3 separate regions of the Homo sapiens genome follow, and all the other regions are linked to region 3. Evidence: chromatin loops called from intact Hi-C (ENCODE). Cell type or tissue: endothelial cell of umbilical vein. All regions are shown on one strand. Each heading gives the region's core, and the rest is flanking DNA. Links, peaks and the distances in the headings are about the cores only. Region 1 has its middle 100 kb from the start of LINC02367. Region 2 overlaps LINC02390 (long intergenic non-protein coding RNA 2390). Region 3 holds the start of LOC101928030 (a long non-coding RNA gene).

The links. Peaks named below come from ENCODE experiments on the same cell type or tissue, not always from the same donor. Only the 100,000 strongest peaks of a DNase experiment are listed, where the experiment ranks them.
Region 1: a loop joins it to region 3, with 20 times the contacts of the local background. A loop is called at or near these places in 7 of 110 quality-filtered maps.
Region 2: a loop joins it to region 3, with 4 times the contacts of the local background. A loop is called at or near these places in 5 of 110 quality-filtered maps.

The regions. Positions count from the first base shown.
Region 1 is chr12:9,465,908-9,472,098 of GRCh38, reverse strand. It overlaps the pseudogene OVOS1P. Among named protein-coding and RNA genes, the nearest start is that of LINC02367, 100 kb to the right of the region's middle. RefSeq lists a silencer at 2,793-2,842. In endothelial cell of umbilical vein, for the core only: a CTCF peak has its summit at 2,895; a DNase peak (open chromatin) is centred at 2,908.
Region 2 is chr12:9,705,139-9,711,329 of GRCh38, reverse strand. LINC02390 (long intergenic non-protein coding RNA 2390) reads right to left here. Exons shown (of 2, transcript XR_931347.3): 2 at 412-2,458. It also overlaps a transcript of CLECL1 not described here. Among named protein-coding and RNA genes, the nearest start is that of LINC02390, 4.8 kb to the right of the region's middle. RefSeq lists an enhancer at 525-614 and a silencer at 3,682-3,781. In endothelial cell of umbilical vein, for the core only: a CTCF peak has its summit at 2,940 (motif pointing right); a DNase peak (open chromatin) is centred at 2,969.
Region 3 is chr12:9,375,359-9,381,549 of GRCh38, reverse strand. It overlaps LINC02367 (long intergenic non-protein coding RNA 2367), which reads right to left. Exons shown (of 4, transcript NR_120479.1): 2 at 5,464-5,692. It overlaps LOC101928030 (a long non-coding RNA gene), which reads left to right and starts at 128. Exons shown (of 2, transcript NR_120481.1): 1 at 128-198. RefSeq lists an enhancer at 2,325-2,827. In endothelial cell of umbilical vein, for the core only: no CTCF peak of the experiment used is centred there; a DNase peak (open chromatin) is centred at 2,819.

The DNA.
Region 1 (6,191 bases), core at 484-5,483, 91 kb before region 3:
TGTCCTGACATGAGTGTCCAGGGTGCTGTTGTTGCCTTTTTTGTTGCAAACTCTTGTCCTTGAGGTGTTTGCCTTCTGATTTGAACCTAATCAGGGTATTGAATACTGTGGCTGCTAAGAGATCATATTTTGCATAAGCTGCTTTTGAGAGAATGGTGAATGATTGACTCCTCAGAGAAAATGCCTAGCAGACCTCTGCAGATGGAGAATTCCTTATTTCCCGTATGTGTCATTCCCAGTTCTTTGTCTAGAGAGTCAAGTATTGAACTAAACGATATTTCAGGGTCTTCTCTCTCCTCCAAGTCAGTGGTGAAATGGAAAAGCAGGGGCTCCAGAACCAGCCTGATCAGTTTCCATACCAGCTCTATGAGTCAGGACCCTGCAGACTTGGGCACGTGACTTCATCTCTAGGCCTTTCTTCATCCGTGTCATGAGGGTAACAGCGCTGATCTTGAACACCATTGTCATTATTGAATAAAAATGCACAAAATGTGCTGAGCTTTGCTGGGCACATAGATGTCCCACAAGACAATTTCATTGCCTTGATTCGGGTGTCTAGGTGCGGGCGGGGGATGATATGGAGGGTGGCAGGTAGGGAGCGTCCTTATAGCTGTAGTCAGGGAAAACTGAAATAGTCAGTTGCTTCTCCGAGAGCAGCCGTGCCACCTCTGAAGCACCAGTAACTGGCAGGGCTGTCTGTCCCCTTTGGGCTGCAACCTGGCTTCAATTCCAACCCTGACATTGTGTGCTTCTGAAGCCTTCTCCTCTTGTTTTGACACCTGAAGTCCCCCTGTATATCCTAGACTTCTCAGTCTACCAGAGCATTCACCTTACTTTCTTCATCCCACCCTGCCTTTGATAATGATGCCTAAGTCCCCGAGACAGGAGGAAGTCTTCCCCAGAAAGGTACTATAGCAGCACTTATACCCATGTTTAATGTCCCAGAAACCTTGTGTTCAAGTAATGCTTTCTCAAGGGTCTTATGTCTTTTCTGTTAGAGCTTCAGCCCCGTTCTTGTGTTCTGTTCTAAGTGAATGAAACGAACATGACGCTGTAGACATTGATGGGTTTGAAGGCCTAAAACGAACAAGTTTTGTTGAACCAAGATTCTTTCTCGTCTTTGTCCTTTTCATGCTAAGGAATTTCCTGTCTCCATTTCTTCTGTTCCCACCCTACTCTACACCCTCATGATTCCCTAACAGGACCACTTTAACAGCCTCCCAACACCCTCTTCCTCTTCTCTATACGATTCTGCTCTTAGCAGCCAGATTCTCTTTAGAACACGCATGCTGGAACATGCCACTCCTTGCTTTAAACCCCTCAGCAGCTCCCTACTGCTCTTAGGGTCTCAGTCTGCTCCCATATTCTCACTCACCCAACTCAGAATGTCCTGACCTCTGAGGCCTCTCACCCTTAGCCTACACCACTTCCTGCCCCTCTGGGAACTGCAGTCACACTGGTACTTTCTATGACACAAAGAGACCCCCACACACACCATGTGGAAGTCTTCTGCCCTTGCCCTGTGTGTTCCTAGGCTGGCTCTCAACTTCGGGTCTGAGCTGGAGCATCACCTTCTCAGAGAAGCATCCCCTGATGGGCCTAAGGGCTCCTCCCCAGTCATTTGGTCTCAGAACTCCCCTCAACTTCCTCCCTTTTACTTAATTTGCATTTAACTGCTGATTTGTCTTTCCCCCACCAGAATGCTAACTTCTCAAGGGTGGTAATCTGTTTTTCTTGTCCTCCCCTGGATCCCCAGCCCCTAGCAGTGCCTGGTAATAGTAAGTCCTCAATATATAGTTGCTGAATGAATTTATGATTACTTTTTGTAACAGTGAAAGATTGCAAAGAATCTAATTATTCAGAAATAGGGTATTTACCAAAACAATTATGATAGAATTAGTCAGATGTGGTGGCTCACACCTATAGTCCCAATGACTCAGGAGGCTGAGGTAGGAGGATCACCTGAGCCCAGAAGGTTGAGGCTGCAGTGAGATATGATCACACCATTATACTTTAGCCTGGGCGACTGGTTGAGGCCCTGTTTTTTTTTAAAAAAAGTTATGGTAGAATCATGTGATTGCCTGTTATGCTGTATAGAGGAATATATTATGGAATGAAAAAAATTACTAGTCCTATTTTGTGAAAAAAAAATCTATCAACATTTGGTTGTTTTTTGTTGTTTGTTTGTTTGTTTGTTTGGTTGCTGTTTTAAAAAAAGACTGCAAGGACAGCTACCAAATATTAGCAGTGTTATCTCTGGGATGAGTGATTTTTCTTCTTTTCCTTAAAATAAATTGTGTATTAAGTATTTCCTACAGTGAAACAAGTATTGCTTTTATAGTGCAAACATGATTCTAAGCAGAGCTGTGCAATGCTGACCTGGCATGGGGTGGGAAGAAGGGGGTTAGGGAGGCGGTGCTTAGGGTCCAGAGTCTGAGTTGGCCTCATTCTGGTTTCAGCTCTGGAAGGAGTGAAGAATGAGTCCCCGGAGCCCATCCAGTCCCTCATGGATGACATACTGAGGGCTCAGGAAGATGCCCCCTTGCAACCTGCCTCAGCTTCCAGGCTGAGTCACCTAAGCAGCTTCTTTCAGAAAGCCTCTTGTGCCACAGGCACACTCAGGAAGAAGTACATCTTCAATTGAACAAGAAATAATATGAATAAAAAATGTAAAGAATAAAAAATGCACTGCCACACTGGTGGGGCAGGAGGGTGAAAGTCGTGCCCCTCACAATAGGTAATGTCTATAAAAGGACAACCGAGGCCAGCACCAAAGTTCACCTGCAGAAGGCGGGTCTGTCTCAACACCAGCTGCCAGTCACTGTGAACCTTTAGAATTGGGGCTGTAGCTTCTTCCAGTTGTTTGCCCAGATGTCAGTGAGACCACTCCATGGCAGACAGGGGGAGCTGTGTGTCAGGGAAGTCCCAGCCACTAGGACAAGCCGCACTCCAGGCAGACGTTTCTGCTCTTGTGCAAAGAACAGCGCAATCCATTCAAGTTCACAGGGGCAGGTGGCACTTGAAAATGTCAGGGTCAACTTGCAGGGCAGAAGTTAGCAGGGAAGTCTTCCTGGGGGAGTGGGAGAGCCCAGCAGAGTTTAGGAGGAGAGAAGGGCGACATCGGGGCAATCCTCTGAGTCTCTCTTTCCTCCTCAGGAACTGTTCAGGAAGACCCTGCAATCTCTCTGCAGGCTCATGGGAGCTCCCAGAACTGAAGCAACATACAGATCCAGGCCACTCTAAGCTCTGCCTGCATTTTCACAGGGCACATTCTTGTGTATATGTGTGTGTGTGTGTTTGGTGCGTGTGTGTCTGTGTGTGTGTTCTCTTCTTAATAAAACCAGCAATCACTGGACTAAGTAGGGCCCACTTTTATCCACTGAGCTCCCCTTACCTTGGTAACATCTGCAAAGACCCTATTTTCAAACAAGGTCGCATTCCGGGTTCTGAGTGGACATGAACTTTTTCAACCCAGTACATCTGGGAACAGAGCAGTCAAGGGTAGAAGAGATCAACCTGAGGATGAGGTTTGGATGCAGAGTTTTGAGAGAAGGGTGATCAGAGCTAGGGTCTAAGCAACATTGGTCTGCTCCCTTGGAGGAGAATTTTCCCTTTTTCCTTCTGCCCTTTAGCCAGTGCTGCGGCCACCTCCTCTCTCATAGCTGGCATTTAAAAGCCAAATGGATGCCACAACCTTCTAATGCATCTAGATATGCAGCAAAAATATTCAAAAAATTCCAGCAAGGTCAAAATAATCTCAGGCCTAGATTTGCCACCAGTGCCCTCTTCTGGGCAGCTTTATTTTATAGTAGTGTCACAAAACACTTGTTTGTCAATATATGTATTTGTGCACTAAGTGTCACCAGAAAATATATTTATGTCTGTTGGTTACAGCCTAAACAGTTTAAGAAACCATGTTTAGATGTTTTCCCAGTCAGGAAAGGCCAAACTAAAAAGGGGTGTGTGTGTGTGTGTGTGTGTGTGTGTGTGTGTGAAAAAGAGAGATGGGGGCCCCCATTCCACTAAGAAGAAGGCCAAACTAAAAAGGGCTGTGTGTGTGTGTGTGTGTGTGTGTGTGTGAAAAAGAGAGATGGGGGCCCCCATTCCACTAAGAAGATGACAGAGGCCGTGCAGGTTTTTTCTCTGTGATATCCCCTCCTCCTACAAATCATGCCCAGAGGAGGGATCTTGAGGACCTGCCCCTGCCTCCCCAGACCCATCTCCACACCCAGGCCATCCTGGGCAGAGGACAGCAGAGCTCACATCTCTGTGGAGAGCAGACTGGGCTCACTGCAGGCCTCTGTGTCATTGTTCATCTTCACTTCATAAGTCTCATTCTGAGACCTCTCCTGACACACCATGGCTATCTGGCTCTCCTGGGAAAAGCACTTACAACATTCAAGATAGAGAAAATCATCAGCAGCTGCCAACCCTCCTCCCCTTCCCTCAGCAAGTAAGGCATCACGCATGCACATATGCACACATGCACAAACACATGAACTTGTGTATATACACACACACAGGCACACACACACATGAACATGCATGCAATTTCTGTGGCCTCATTTTCTTGTGATGGCTGATGAAGGCATGACGCCATGGAAGTGTTAAGATTAGGGAGAGGGTTCCATGTGGGAGGATGTCTGGTGTGGATCCAAGGAGATCTGAGTCCTGACTCCAATTCACTTACCCTCTGGCCCAAGTCACTTAGCCCACCCCATGCCTCAGTTTCTCTTTCTATGAAATAGGAGTGACATATGCCCTGCCTGACTCAGAGGCCTGTTGTGAGTTACAAATAAAGCAACAGATAAGACGGCGCTTTGAGACTGGGAAAAGTCAGCTTTGACCTAACGGTCCTGGGCTGTGCCATAAAGGGCAGGGTGGGCCTGTGAGGAGGCCCACCTGTGAGGGCCTGCCCTCCCACCCCTACCTGCAACAGCTGAGCCTTTGGGCATTAGTTTGGCACAGCTGAGATGTCTGTGGTATCCTGTTTTGATGGTGCCCTTGATTCTGACACCAGCTCCCTGCAGTAAAGGCACAGAAAGGAAACCTCACCTAGGAGGGTTTGCTCTCCCAAGCAGAGGGCAGTGAGCCGGAGTCCCTACTGAGCCTGAATCCTTCCTGAACTCCTGACCTGCCTTTTACCAGAACATGTCTTTCCCTATGGGGACACAGTCCTCTGCTCACTGGGTCCTGTCTTCTTCAGCTCTGAGCCATGAGCTCTTCCTTTTCCTGTTTGTGCTCAGCTCAGTGCCTCTCTCCATCTTTATTCCCAGACCCCAGAAGGCATTAAGGGAAGATCCCAGTCCATCTTCTTGGAGCTGAGAGCTGGATCAGTGCCCCTGGCTTTGAGGCAGGGTAGGGGCAGTTCTCTCTCAGGGAGGCCTGCAGATCGCCACCTGCCCCACGGTGGGAAGGAAAGATGACAGGTGGGAGCTCCAGGTGGATTGGGAGGGGAGGGAGATGGAGTGGGCTTTGGCAAGGCATGGGGGGATAAGCTTGAGATGCAGAGTGGCAGCAGGCAGGCAACAGCATTTCTGGAGACCACCAGGCACAGGACGTGCTGGCCTGTCCTCAGGACAAGCAATGCCAGGGCCTGAGCTGCCCTTACCCTTCAAGACGAGGCCCGAGAACTGGAATGTGGGCTATGCTTTTCTTCACCAAACTGAAGCTTGGCACCCTGAGTGTTGTTTGTACCAACTGCAGTAGGCAGACAGGGAACCAACGCTTCCTGAGCACTGACTGTGTGCTGTGCACTGTACTGTGTGCTTTCTGTTTGTTTGTTTCATGGAGAGATGTATCTCTGGGGAGAGGGAAATCCCCTGAGAATCCCCCCTCTCTCCAAAGCCCCCGCCACCCCAGGTTCTCTAAAAATCCCTCTCCCCTTATGTCACAGAGAATAAAGCTTCACGGGAAAATGCCCTTAGAAAGGGGGATTTAATTCACTCTGAGATGCTAAAGATGGCCACGGAGACCTCCTTAAGCAGAGGCTTTCAGGAGACCAACAGAGAAGAAGGCAGTGCAGGGACCCAGCGTGTCCTCAGCCTTGGCTAAATAAACCTGTAATTGATTGAAACATGTCGCAGTCACTTTTTGGTTAACAAGGTCAACGGAGGCACAAGCACCAAAGTCCACCTGAAGAAGTTGGGTCTATCTACGAACCACTTGTGAGTCACTGTGAATATTTAGAA
Region 2 (6,191 bases), core at 368-5,367, 330 kb before region 3:
CTCTGGAACCCAGAATAAGTATAAGCCAGAAAATTACCCATTGTTTCTCTTAACAGTTCTGGCTTGAATGTGAAATGGGAAAAGTTCCCTTATCCCCTTGCAGGGTGTGAGATGGGGGTGTGGCTGGCTTCTTCAGTGCCTCCCTGCTCAAACCTCTAGGGGAGCTTACAGGCGGGCAGGCTGTGGGGTTCAGATCCCACAGCAATGTCTAGGGGTGAATGTTTGCAGCTGAAGCCCCAGTAGGCATGTGTTACAGTGTGCTCTTTTAGTTTTGCTCTTCTAGTTTAGCCGCTCTAGGTGCCTTGTGTTAGTCAACTCAATTAGACCCCTGCCTTATCACAAGGACAGTGGACTTTCTGTATCCTGAGGTTCTTGCCTTGGTGTACTGGAAGAATCAGATCACATATGGGCTTGGAGAATGAGTGCAAGGTTTTATTGAGTGGAAATAGCTACCAGCAGATGGGAGAGTCAGAAGGGAGATGGTTTTCCCCTGAAGTCAGGCTGCTCAGTGGCCCAGACTGTCCTCCAGCTGCCCCAGCCAAACTCTGCATTGTTCTGTCAGTCAGTGGCCTACCAGCATGCTGGTGCCTGTCAGTGTGTTCCTCTCAATGTCCAGCCACCTATGTGTTCCTCTCCCTGTGTGTTCCTCCGCTGATGTGCTCCTCTTGATGTCCAGTTGCTTCTGTATCTGCCTTGCTAGGGTCTCAGGTTTTTGCAGGCACAGGATGGGGGCATGGCAGGCCAGGGTGGTCTTGGGAAATGCAACATTTGGGCGGGAAATACCTGTTCTCAGTTAGGTCCGTGAGTGTGGAGCCCTAGCCAGGACTAGCCAGGGTATGGAGCCCTAGCCAGCCATGTTCTTCCCTTCCTAGCACTCCCATATTATTTCCCCTCTCTGAAGAGGTGTATCTAACTGCCATGAGAATATGGACAATGACTGGTCTTAGCTGCTTCCCACTGACAGGGGGCATTCTTTTGGGGTAAACTGCTGTCGGATGCTTCCGAGAGGTCTACCTGGGGGTTCCTAGCAAAGCGGAGCCATCATCTGAGGCTCTGGTTGCCTGAACATTTGGAGTTTGATGGCTTCCAGGCATGAGAGAAAAAACAAGTTTTATAAGGTTAAGTATGCATGGGTTAAACATGTGTATTATTAAAGGAAAGAATTTAGTGCCAAATATTACAGACATAAGAAGAAAATATACTAACAATAACATTGTACCCCAAGTTGTTTCACTCTGTTGAAAGAAATGAAACCTTGCACAGGAGCAAATAAACTTTACCAGAGAGATAACTGTTCTTGAAATATCTTTAGCAACTAACAGGTGTACCCTGGGAATTCTAGGGTTTGTGGGGTTGCATGGTGGCCATTAAAGCTTTTGCTCTTTTGCGTATTTCCTCTCTCTTCCTGGGCCTCCCTGTCTGTATTATAAAAGACCAAGGTAGCCACTTTCAGGAGGTCCTCTAATGTACTAGCTGATCCCAGGGATCGTTTCTGCAACTTCCTCCTGATATCAGGAGCTGCCTGAGTAATAAATTTATACTAGCCTTCCACTATGCACACCTGAAAGTGTGTGCTTCTCCAGTCTTCCATCTCATCATTGGGATGCCATTTAGGGTCATTCACTGGTACTGCTTCTCTTCCAGTTGGAGAATATTCGTCCCCTTCCCTGACGCTATATGTGATACAAAGCTCATTCCTAAATCTCTCTGCTGCTTGCAGAGTGGACTGTTTCTCAGTGTCCATCAGGGTCTGATTCAAAAGTAACATAATGTCTTTTCAAGAGAGTTCAAATATTTGGGTGAAATTCTGGAGAGCCTCTATCTATAAGGGTCATCTGAAAACCTGTCAATATCCTCCTTAATTTGCTTTAAGTCCTGTAGGGAGAAGGAGACCTGGACCTTACTGGGCCCAAATTCACTGGGCATCTGTTGGAGGGGCAGGAGTGAGACTGGGGCTTGTTTAGAGTGAGGATTTCTAGGAGGGGGCAAGTGAGAGGCTGAAGCTGGATAGGGAGGTTGGGATAGACCTGGAGGAGCAGGGCTTGAGGGAGCTGGCTCCCCTGTTGGGGGTGCCTCTGGGACTCATATCTTTAATTCTCTAGGCTTGCCCCTTGCAGCCTTCCCTAAGATGGCAAACAGGAGGGCTAGATCTATCTTACATTGTTAGCCAAGGTCTCGATTGCCTTGCAAGATATAGAAAGCCTGCATATATGTGGCCTCAGACCATCTGTCCTCATGTCTGCAGAAAAGTTCCAACTGCCAAGTGGTATTGAAATGAATGGTTCCTTCCTGAGGCCAACTCAGTCCTTCCTGTAAATCATAATTTGGCCAACCCTTTGTGCGTAGGGCTATGAGGTGTTTTTCCTCCAGATTCTGAGGGTCAAAGCCGTCCCAATGGTTCAGGATACACTCCAGAGGAGTATAAGCTGGAAGTGGTGAAGAGAACTGGTTGCCCATTCTGAAAGACAGGGAACAGAGGTGTCCATCATTCTCTTCTTTCAGCAAATACTCAGGGTGTGATGGAGAGAGAAAGCCAGTGTCCCCCTTCACTTTCCACCTTTTGTCCCTGAGACCCAGTGACCTTGACCTTGGCAAGTGACATAGGTACCAATGCGGTAGGTACCCATGAAGTAGAGAAAATCCGGAGAATAGGAGTTAACTGCCCTTATCTATGCCTTCTTTTCTCCCTGCTGTTGGCAAACTTTGAGTTCCCTGGGCCTGTTTATGTCACGAAGCAAGGCCTCCTTCCATGGGGTGGAGGTTTCAATTGGCAGAAATTGGCTGCCCATTTATATTGTGCCCGTTGCCTGGCTTTGGATCCCTCAGACCTGGTTTTCCTTTTTAGGACCTCAGCCTGAAGCTTGGAATCAAGTTTGGGACTGAAAAGGCGTTTCAGAAGCTGTTTGTGTCCATTTAGAGAGTCTCAAGTATGCCCTGCTGAATTTGCAGTTCTCAGCCAGCAGGGGTCGTTTCACCGTTAACTTCCCTATCAGAAACAGTGTTAGAATGGGGAGCCCTCTCACTTAAAAAACAGAAAAATAGCTTAAGGGGCAAAAATGGGAGAGATTCTGAGGGAAGAACCACTTGCTTAGTGCAAGTGGGCCCTCCTAATCCTTATAACTTTCCCATTCTTCCCCCAGTTCAGACCAGATTTAATTCCTTGGCCAGGGGAGGGAATGTTCCATTGGCACGGCAGGTAAGAAGCACCTTGTACAGTCCTGGTTACTGCCCCAGCTTCCTCCCACCCTCCTCGTGGCTGCTGAACTTGGCCTTTGCCTGCTGTGGGCACACCCAGGCACCCGAAGTGGGAGGAAAAAGGGTAACGGGAGGTGCCCTGAGCCATGTGTACCTGTGGCTGTCGACATGGAGGCATACATGGCACCTCCAGGAACAATTGGTCTGACTTGCATCTTTGTTGACTGAGCCAAATGCTCATTTTACTTAGTAAAATTGCTGCAGCCTGTAACAAAACTCTTAACACTATAAAGAAAGAGATAGCCATTTTGAACCATGTGAGAGAGAAAAGAGACAAAGAGAAAACAGAGCATCTTACCCACAGAAAGAGAAGTGGCAGGGTTTTGGAAGAAAAGCAGACCCCATAGTTTTGTATTTGCTCATACTCAACTTCTGAGATCCTGGAAAAGCCCCCATTTGAAATGGGAAAAGTTCCCTTGCCCCCTTGCAGGGCATGTGATGGGGGTGTGGCTTGCTTCTTCAGTGCCCCACTGCTCAAATCTCTAGGGGAGCATACACAGACAGGCAGGCTGGGGAGCTCCAACCTCATGGCAGTAGGGCAGAAGTGGAGCCCTAGCCAGAGACCACACCCTCATCTACCTAGCACTTCCCTTCCCCCACTGCATATCATTTAAAGGGACCATGTTCTTCCCTTCCCAGCACTCCCATATCAAATGTATGTGTAAACATTTAAGAAATCTTGGCTTTAATTCTAATAAAATGATAAAATTACTATGTAATTTTAGATGCTAATACTTCTAATTTTGTATAAAACTTTTATAATCTTTATCCTTCATAATTTTTAGATTGGTGAGATTTGCCAGAACTTTAAACTGGTATCTACTGCATGCCTACATCGTAATTTTATTTAGTCATTTTACTAGAATTAAAACTAAAATTTCTGGTACTCCAATTAACCCTTCAGCTTTTTCAAATGAACATAAAATACATCTATGCACATAAATTAGAAAATCTAGAAGAAATGGATAAATTTCTGGACAAATACACCTTCCCAAGACGGAACCAGGGGAGAAATTGAATCCCTGAAAGACCAACCATGAGTTCTGAAATTGAGCCAGTAATAAATAGCCTACCAACCTCCCCAGAAAAGCCCAGGACCAGATGGATTCACAGCTGAATTCAACCAGATGTATAAAGAAAAGCTGGTACCATTCCTACTGAAACTATTTCAGAAACTTGAAAGAAGTGACTTCTCCCTAACTCATTCTATGAGGGCAGCACCATCCTGATACCAAAACCTGGCAGAAATACAAACAAAAAGACAACTTCAGGCCAATATCCTTGATGATCATATGCAAAAATTCTCAACAAAATACTGACAAACTGAATCCAGCAGCACATTGAAAAGCTTATTCACCACGATCAAGTCGGCTTCATCTTTGGGATGCAAGGTTGGTTCAACATACACCAACCAATAAATGTAATTCATCAGATAAATAAAACTAAAGACAAAAACCACATGCTTATCTCAGTAAATGCAGAAAAGGCTTTCAATAAAATTCAATATCCCTTCATGTTAAAAACTCTCAATCTACCTGGTGTTTAAGGAACAGGCATCAAAATAATGAGTCATATATGACAAATCTACAGTCAATATCATATTAAATGGGCAAAAGCTCAAAGAATTCCCCTTGAAGACTGACACAAGACAAGGATAACCTCTCTCACTACACCTTTTCAACATAGTATTAGAAGTTTTGGCCTGGGCAATCAGGCAAGGGAAAGAAATAAAGCATATTCAAAGAGGAAGAGAGGAAGTAAAATTGTCTTTGTTTGCAGATGACATGATTCTATATTTGGAAAGTCCCATCATCTCAGCCCAAAAGCTTCTTAAGCTGAGAAGCAACTTCAGCAAAGTCTCAGGTTACAAAATCAATTTGCAAAAATCACTAGCATTCCTACACACCAGCAACAGGCAAGCAGAGAGCCAAATCACAATTGCTACAAAGAGAACAAAATACCTAGGAATACAGCTAACAAGAAAAGTGAAGGGCTTCCTCAAGGAGAAGTACAAACCACTGCTCAAAGAAATCAGAGAAGACACAAACAAATGGAAAAACATTCCATGCTTATGCATAGGAAGAATCAAGATCTTGAAAATGGCCGTACTTCCCAATGCAACTTACAGATTCAATAGAAAAATACCTATTTTAAAATTTATATGGAATAAAATTTATATGGAATAAAAAAGAGCCTGAATAGCCTGAATAATATTAAGCAAAAACAGCAAAGCCAGAGGCATCACACTACCCAATTTCAAACTATACTACAAGGCTACAGTAACCAAAACAGCATGGTACCAGTGCAACAACAGACACATAGACCAATGGAACAGATTAGAGAATTCAGAAATAAGACCACACACCTACAACCATCTGATCTTTGACAAACCTGACAAAAATGAGCAATGGGAAAGGATTCCCCTGTAAATAGTGCTGGGAGAACTGGCTAGCCATATGCAGAAAATTGAAACTGGGACCCTTCCTTATATCATATACAAAAATCAACTCAAGATGGATTAAAGACTTTAGTGTAAAACCCAAAACTATAAAAACCATAGAAGAAAACCTAAGCAATAACATTCAGGATATAGACACAGGCAAATATTTCATGACGAAGATGCCAAAAGCAATTGTAAGAAAAGGAAAGATTGACAAATGGGATCTAATTAAACTAAAGATCTTCTGCACAGCAAGAGAAACTATCAACAGAGTAAACAACCTACAGAATGGGATAAAATTTTTGTAATTCATGCATCTGATAATGATCTAATATCCAGCACTTATAAGGAACTTAAACAAATTTACAAAAAAAAAAGACCTCATTAAAAAGTAAGCAAAGGACATGAAAAGACATTTCTCAAAAGAAGACATACATGTGGCCAACAATTATATGAAAAAAAGCTCAATATCACTGATCATTAGAGAAATGCAGAT
Region 3 (6,191 bases), core at 630-5,629:
GATCCATGGCCTCAGTCACCATGAAGACCCTCCCAAGAGCCAGTCCTACGAGGCACATAGAAACGAGTGGAGACAGAACTCACTCCTGCAAAGCCTAGAACCTGATAGAGCACACGAGACAGGAGCCCAAATAACCAAGAACCGGGAGCTGAATGTGAGAGGTGGGCTCCAAAGGATTCGGCCACCAAGGTGGAGAAGGTATGTGTGCAGAATGGGAAGTAGTCAGGTTTGGCTGACACATTTAGCAGGCATTTGGGGAGACATGGAAACTGAGGCTGGAATGATCCACTAGGGCCACGTGTGTAGAAGGTCAGGTTCAGGCATCTGAATCTCAGTCGGTATCAACAGAGTTGCTTCTTGGTGCCGAGCAAAGGCTCACAGGCTTAGGACCAGGATTCAGGAAGTGGTCTCTTGCAGCAAGGGGCTGAGTCCACCCTGGGAAGGCCCATCCCAGCCTGACGGTGCACCTCAAGCTCACATCACATGACCACATGCGTCAAACAAACCACATGCATGTTCTCACATGACCATATCTATGTTCCCACAACCATATGCATGTTCACACATAACCACGTGCATGTTCACACACAACTATATGTATGTTCACAGGACCATATGTATATTCACACAGCCATATGCATGTTCACATGACCATGTGCATCTTACATGCCACCATATGCACATTCACATGTGACCACATGCATGTTAATATACGACCATATGTGTGCTCAGGTGACCACATGCATATTCACACATGACCACATGTATGTTCACACACTTAATGATTCACAGCTTTATAAGACCTGAGACAGATGTGCGTTTTGGGAGATCCAGCTTCACGGTATGGGCTCATCTTGTCCACACATGGAGACTAGGCCTGAACTATCTCTGAGAAAGTTGCCTGCCAGTTTAGAGCAGGGCTTGGGAAACCTTTTCCATAAAAAGCCAGTTAGGAAATGTTTGAAGCTTTGCAGGCCATGTGATCTCTGTTGCAACCACTCAACTCACTAAAGCAACCATGGACAATACATACATGAAGGAGAATATAAAGGTGCATTCTGATAAAACAGGAGCTGGCCATAGTTTGCCCAGCCTAGTCTAGAGTTTGTAGCCTCTTTCCAGAGCCCAAGTGCCCCCTCCAGACACAGACCCACTCCAACTCCAGCCAGAGACCCAGGCCTCATTCGTCAGAGACTGGGAATGCTCCTTCAGAAGGACACCCCTCCAGGCCTGAGGATCTGTCCACTGTGGGAGGCCTGGAGCTACTCGTTCTCCACCCAACTTGGTGCAAGCTGACCCCGTCAGGCCCTGCCACCGTTAGTTATCCTTGCTGACCACCCTCGGCATCCTCTCAAGCAGAGGCTGCCCACTTCTCACGTTCTATGCCACAGGGTCGGGCACTGCACTGGCTCCTTCCAGCCCCAGAGAAGCCCCTCTCCACAGCCTGTCACTCAGGAGCCCTTGCACATCCAGCTGAGCCCAGACAATTTCTTTAGGAAACCACCTCAACACTGAAGTCCAGATCGCAGGCCTGTCCTGGAATGTTCTCCTTGCAGCCTGTTCTTCACTTATGAGACCACACTGCATATTGGACTACAACCATCAGCCTCACCATCTATCTCTTCCTTCACCTTCTCCCCCTGTACCAGGCCATGAGCTGTATGGGAGAAGGAACTCATCACAGTGCCTGGCCCGGGAAGGCTATTCATAAACATGCAGTGAAAGAATACACAGGCTCTTCCAACAAGAAGAGAGACTGGACCTTACAAGACCCAACAGGAAGGCACTGTCTCAAAACCAGTGAAAAATACCAAGGATCTAGATAAGAGGGTGCAGTGGGAAATGAAATAGTGGGGTCTGGGGAGACGCCCCATATTTGTCAATGACTCATAATCTTTCTCCCGAGATCGCTCCTCCACCCTTGTGTTCAGCTCCACCAACACTTACACCAGCCACTGAAGCCAGAAACCTGGGAGACTTCTGCCCTCATCCGGCCCCATCTAGCCAAAGACCAGAACCTGTCATTTCAACCTCATGTTCACCTCACTGCCCTTCCCACTGCTCCTGCCTTAGTTCAGACAACTGCCCTCGCTCCCTCCACCTAGTTCAAGCCCAGCTGACTGGGCCAGCGGCCCTCAGGCCTGCCCTTCTCCATCCTGCCACGTCTGTCCTCCACAGGCAGAACAGGGAGCTGTCATTTTAAAGTGCAGGTCTGCTCTGGTTGTTCTCCTAATGAAACCCTTTGGGGGCTTATCGGATCCTTCCAGGCCCTGGTCCAGACTCCTTAGCATGGGCATGCAGGACAGCCCTCCATGATCGTCCCCTCCCTGAGACCCCTCCTGCCCTCAGCACCCTGTGTTCAAGCCCCAGCTCGCCCTGTGGTGTCACACTCAGCCCAGCTCCCCTGCCTGGGGTGCCCTGCCTGGTGTGCCCTGCCTGGCCTAGGAACCAGGAAAACCTGCCGGCTTCCAAGACTCAGCTCAAGCACCTCTTCCTGCTGGGTGTTTTCTGAGACCCCTCCTCTCCCCACTTTCCGGGGATCCCACAGTCCCCTGAAGAGCCTTCTGCCCCAGCGTTTGACCTCACTGTTTGGCCCTGTATCTGTTTCCACGGCTGCCTCACCCTTTTAGACCACCAGCTCCTGCAGAGCAGAGCCCCATATCTCAGTTGGCTTTGCATTCCCAGTGCCTAGCACAGAGCCTGGCTCCCATGAACCAGGTAATTTTCAATAACCCTCGAAAATTCACTGGAATCCTGGACAGTGCAGAGGAGGCACCTGGGATGGGAGAATGTCTGCTGCCCTCTCCTGGGGCAATGTGAGACATTGTCGTAAGCCCAGACACCTCCCTCCCGGCCTTACAAAAACAAGGGCAGGAAGGGGAAGCTGGAAAAGGAGCTGATGGAGAATGGGGGAGATGGATGTTGTCTAAGGAGACAAACTAGATTGAGAGGTTGCTGAGACTCTGCCAGCTCCCACACTATTCCCACGTCCATGGGCGCAGGGGCCAGGTCAGTGCTTCCAAAGGAGGCTGCATCCTTAGTGGCTGTGGCTCCCTCCAACAAACCCTAAATGAGATCTTCCTTCTCAATGTCACCTGTTGTCGTGTTGTTGTAACTATCACTGCAGCTTTTATTCACTTCATTGGGTAATCACTGAGTTTTTCCTCCATTGCTGTAGAACATGTGGCTTGCTCTTGTGTGTAAAAAGACTGAATTTAACCGCTGGCTTTTCCTGATTTTAACTCAGCTTCCTACTGTTAGGAGGTTATTTCTAACATTCTGGGTTTCTCAGCTTTCTGTCAAAACCCAAATACCGTCGTTCCTTAGTAATTATTGGGGATTGGTTTCAGGATCCTCCCTTAAAGATACCAACAGCGCAGGTGCTCAAGCCCCTGATATAAAATGGTGCGGCATTTGCAGACAACCTATGCACACCCTGCATGCACTTTCAATAAGCTCTAGATTACTTGTGATACCTAATTCAATGTAAATACTATGTCAATAGTTGTTTAGGGAATTATGATAAAAAGAAAAGCTTGTACATGTTCAGCACATATGCAATGTTTTTTGAATAGTTTTACCAAACATGGTTGAATCTATGGATGCAGAGCCTACAGATACAAGACACGCAGGTGGGGAGGGCTAGCTACTCTGGTTAGGATCCCCCAAACCCCACTCTGTCCACTGCTTCAACAGGTCAGGTGATGTCATGTGCCCCTCCTCGAAAGGAGTAGCATTATCTCAGCTCCTCTGGGGGCTGCAGGTCTAATTGTCTGCATCTTGACACCTGGAAAGTTTGCCCAACACCTAACACAGGACGTGGATTAGGGGAAGGAGCTTGGGACTGTAGATGGATATTTGTGAGGGACCGTAGATGGATATTTGTGAGTGATGTGCATAGAGACAGCCCCCTGCAGAGAAAGATCATCTGTTGTTCACCTTTGAATCCTCAATCTCTGTTGCACAGGGCATTCAGTAAACATCAGATGTCTGTGGAACAAATGCATGGATTGTACATAAAAGAAGCAAAAGGGACTACCTTCTCATGGTGTAGAAATTTAGAGCTGCATGACACATTTAGCCCTAAATTTAGGAATCCACCCCTCTAGGCAAGAAATACCTTTTCCAATGAACTAATGATCTCTCCACTCCTTTCCCTGAAGAGTTTACTGAACAATGATCAGGAGGGCACCATAAACCTTATTTTCATGTCAAACAGTACCTGTCCTCCAATGGTTTATCTATTTGGTGAGACATGATACAAATGAAGAAAGATTGCTCCCCATCCTCAGAAAGTCTGTAACCTCACCAGACGAGGCATCCGTCTCACACTTGCTTCTCCAGAAGGACTAGAGAACCACAGGAGACCATGTGTACTGAAAGGTTGAATGCACAATCACTTAGCACTGAAAATATGCAGCACAGAAAATAAGTGTTTGTAGTTGGGTGGCACTATCAGGGCAGGCTTCCTGAAAGAAGCTGGCTTTGAACTGCCCTAGGCTGGGAAGAAGTTGAAAAGAGAACAGAAAATTCATTGGTCTGTGGTCTGGAGGCACCCTGGGTCCTCGGACCCTGAGTCTCAGCCAGAGATCCTGGTGGGGAGACAGAGGTGTGAAGCCATCGACCACCCTGCCCATGTTCTCACTCTTCAGAGTGTGGCACCAGGGCAGAAGCAGCAAAGATGACCACTGCATACATTCCAGCTCCCAGACAGAGGTGCACTTGGCTTCTGATGCACAAGGCCCCGTTCAACAAAATCCATGCCTTTTCAGGGTGCAGGATAATAGAGTGAAGTGCGTGTGGACCGGAGAGAAGTGCTGCCCAGGTTAATGGCACCAGCTCAGAGCATCCTCAGGGAAGCCAGCACGTTTGGAGAAGATTGAGGGACGAGGCCATCTAATGAGCCAGAAGGTCCCTGAGAGATGAGGCGGCCTTGGCCTCTGGGATTCCCTACCCCTCATTCACAGAAGCAGCTTGGTCCGTGGAGTTAAGCAGCACTGTTCTGAAATAATAATGAACAGCACGCCTGGCATGCCTCCTGTCAGAGCCCAGTGAGGTGGGCAGGCCAGTGCTGTCTCCCCAGCACCTGCTCCTACCCCAGCCAGCAGCCCTGACCCTTCTGACAAACCCCAAAATGCTCCAACCACTATGTGGTTTCTCACCATCTCCAGCCCAAACTCTCTGCTTCCAAAGCCTAGTGGATCCACCCAATGGACCTCACCTCCCGCAGTCCCAGCACACGCTGCTTAATCTGAGAGGAGCCTGCTCCCTGCGCGGCAGCGTGCATGTTGACCTGGGGGCTTTCTCGCACTGTTCCCACCACCTGAGATACCTGCTCCCTTCTACCCCGAACAATGGTAGGAAAAAATCAACATGGACTTAGAATCAGAAGAGCCAGCTTCAAGTCCTCCACTGAAGAGAGAGTGCATATTCCCAAAAAAGAACATAAACTTAGGATCTTACAGTGACAGAGGTCCGATGTCCACAGTCAGTCTCCGAGGGCTGAAGTCACGGTGTCATCAGGGCTGGCTCACTCTGGAGCTCCAGGGAGACGTTGCTCCCTTGCCTTTCCCAGTTCCCAGAGGCGGCGTGGGTTCCTTGGCTCATGGCCCCGCAGCACATGGACCTCTGCTTCTACGGCCACATCTCCGTCTCTGACTTTGGTCTTTCTGCTTCCCTCTAATGAGGACTCCTGTGATTACATCAGACCCAGCCAGGTAACCCAGGAGAATCTCCCCATCTCAACATCCTTAGTTGAATCACATCTGCAAAGTCCCTTTTGCCAGGTAAGGTAAGAAACTCACAGTTTTTACAGATTAGGTTGCGAACATCTTTGGGAGGCCATCATTCAGCCTAGCACAGTGAGATATATATGTATCTTTACTTTCTGTTTATTTTTAGTGACAGGGTCTCACCATGTCGCCCAGGCTGACCTCAGACACGTGGGCTCAAGTGATCATCCTGCTTTGGGCTTCCAAGTAGTTAAGACTACAGGCAGATGCAACTATGCCTAGCTTCTATCTTATAAATCAATAAGAAAACAGTTTGATTTTTTAAATGGGTAAAAGGCTTGACCAGGCACTTCACCAGAGAAGTATACAAAATGGCAAAAAAAAAAAAAAAAAAAAAAAAAAAGTGCCTGAAAAGATTCAGAACATCATTATTCATTAGGGAAATGCAACTTGAAACCA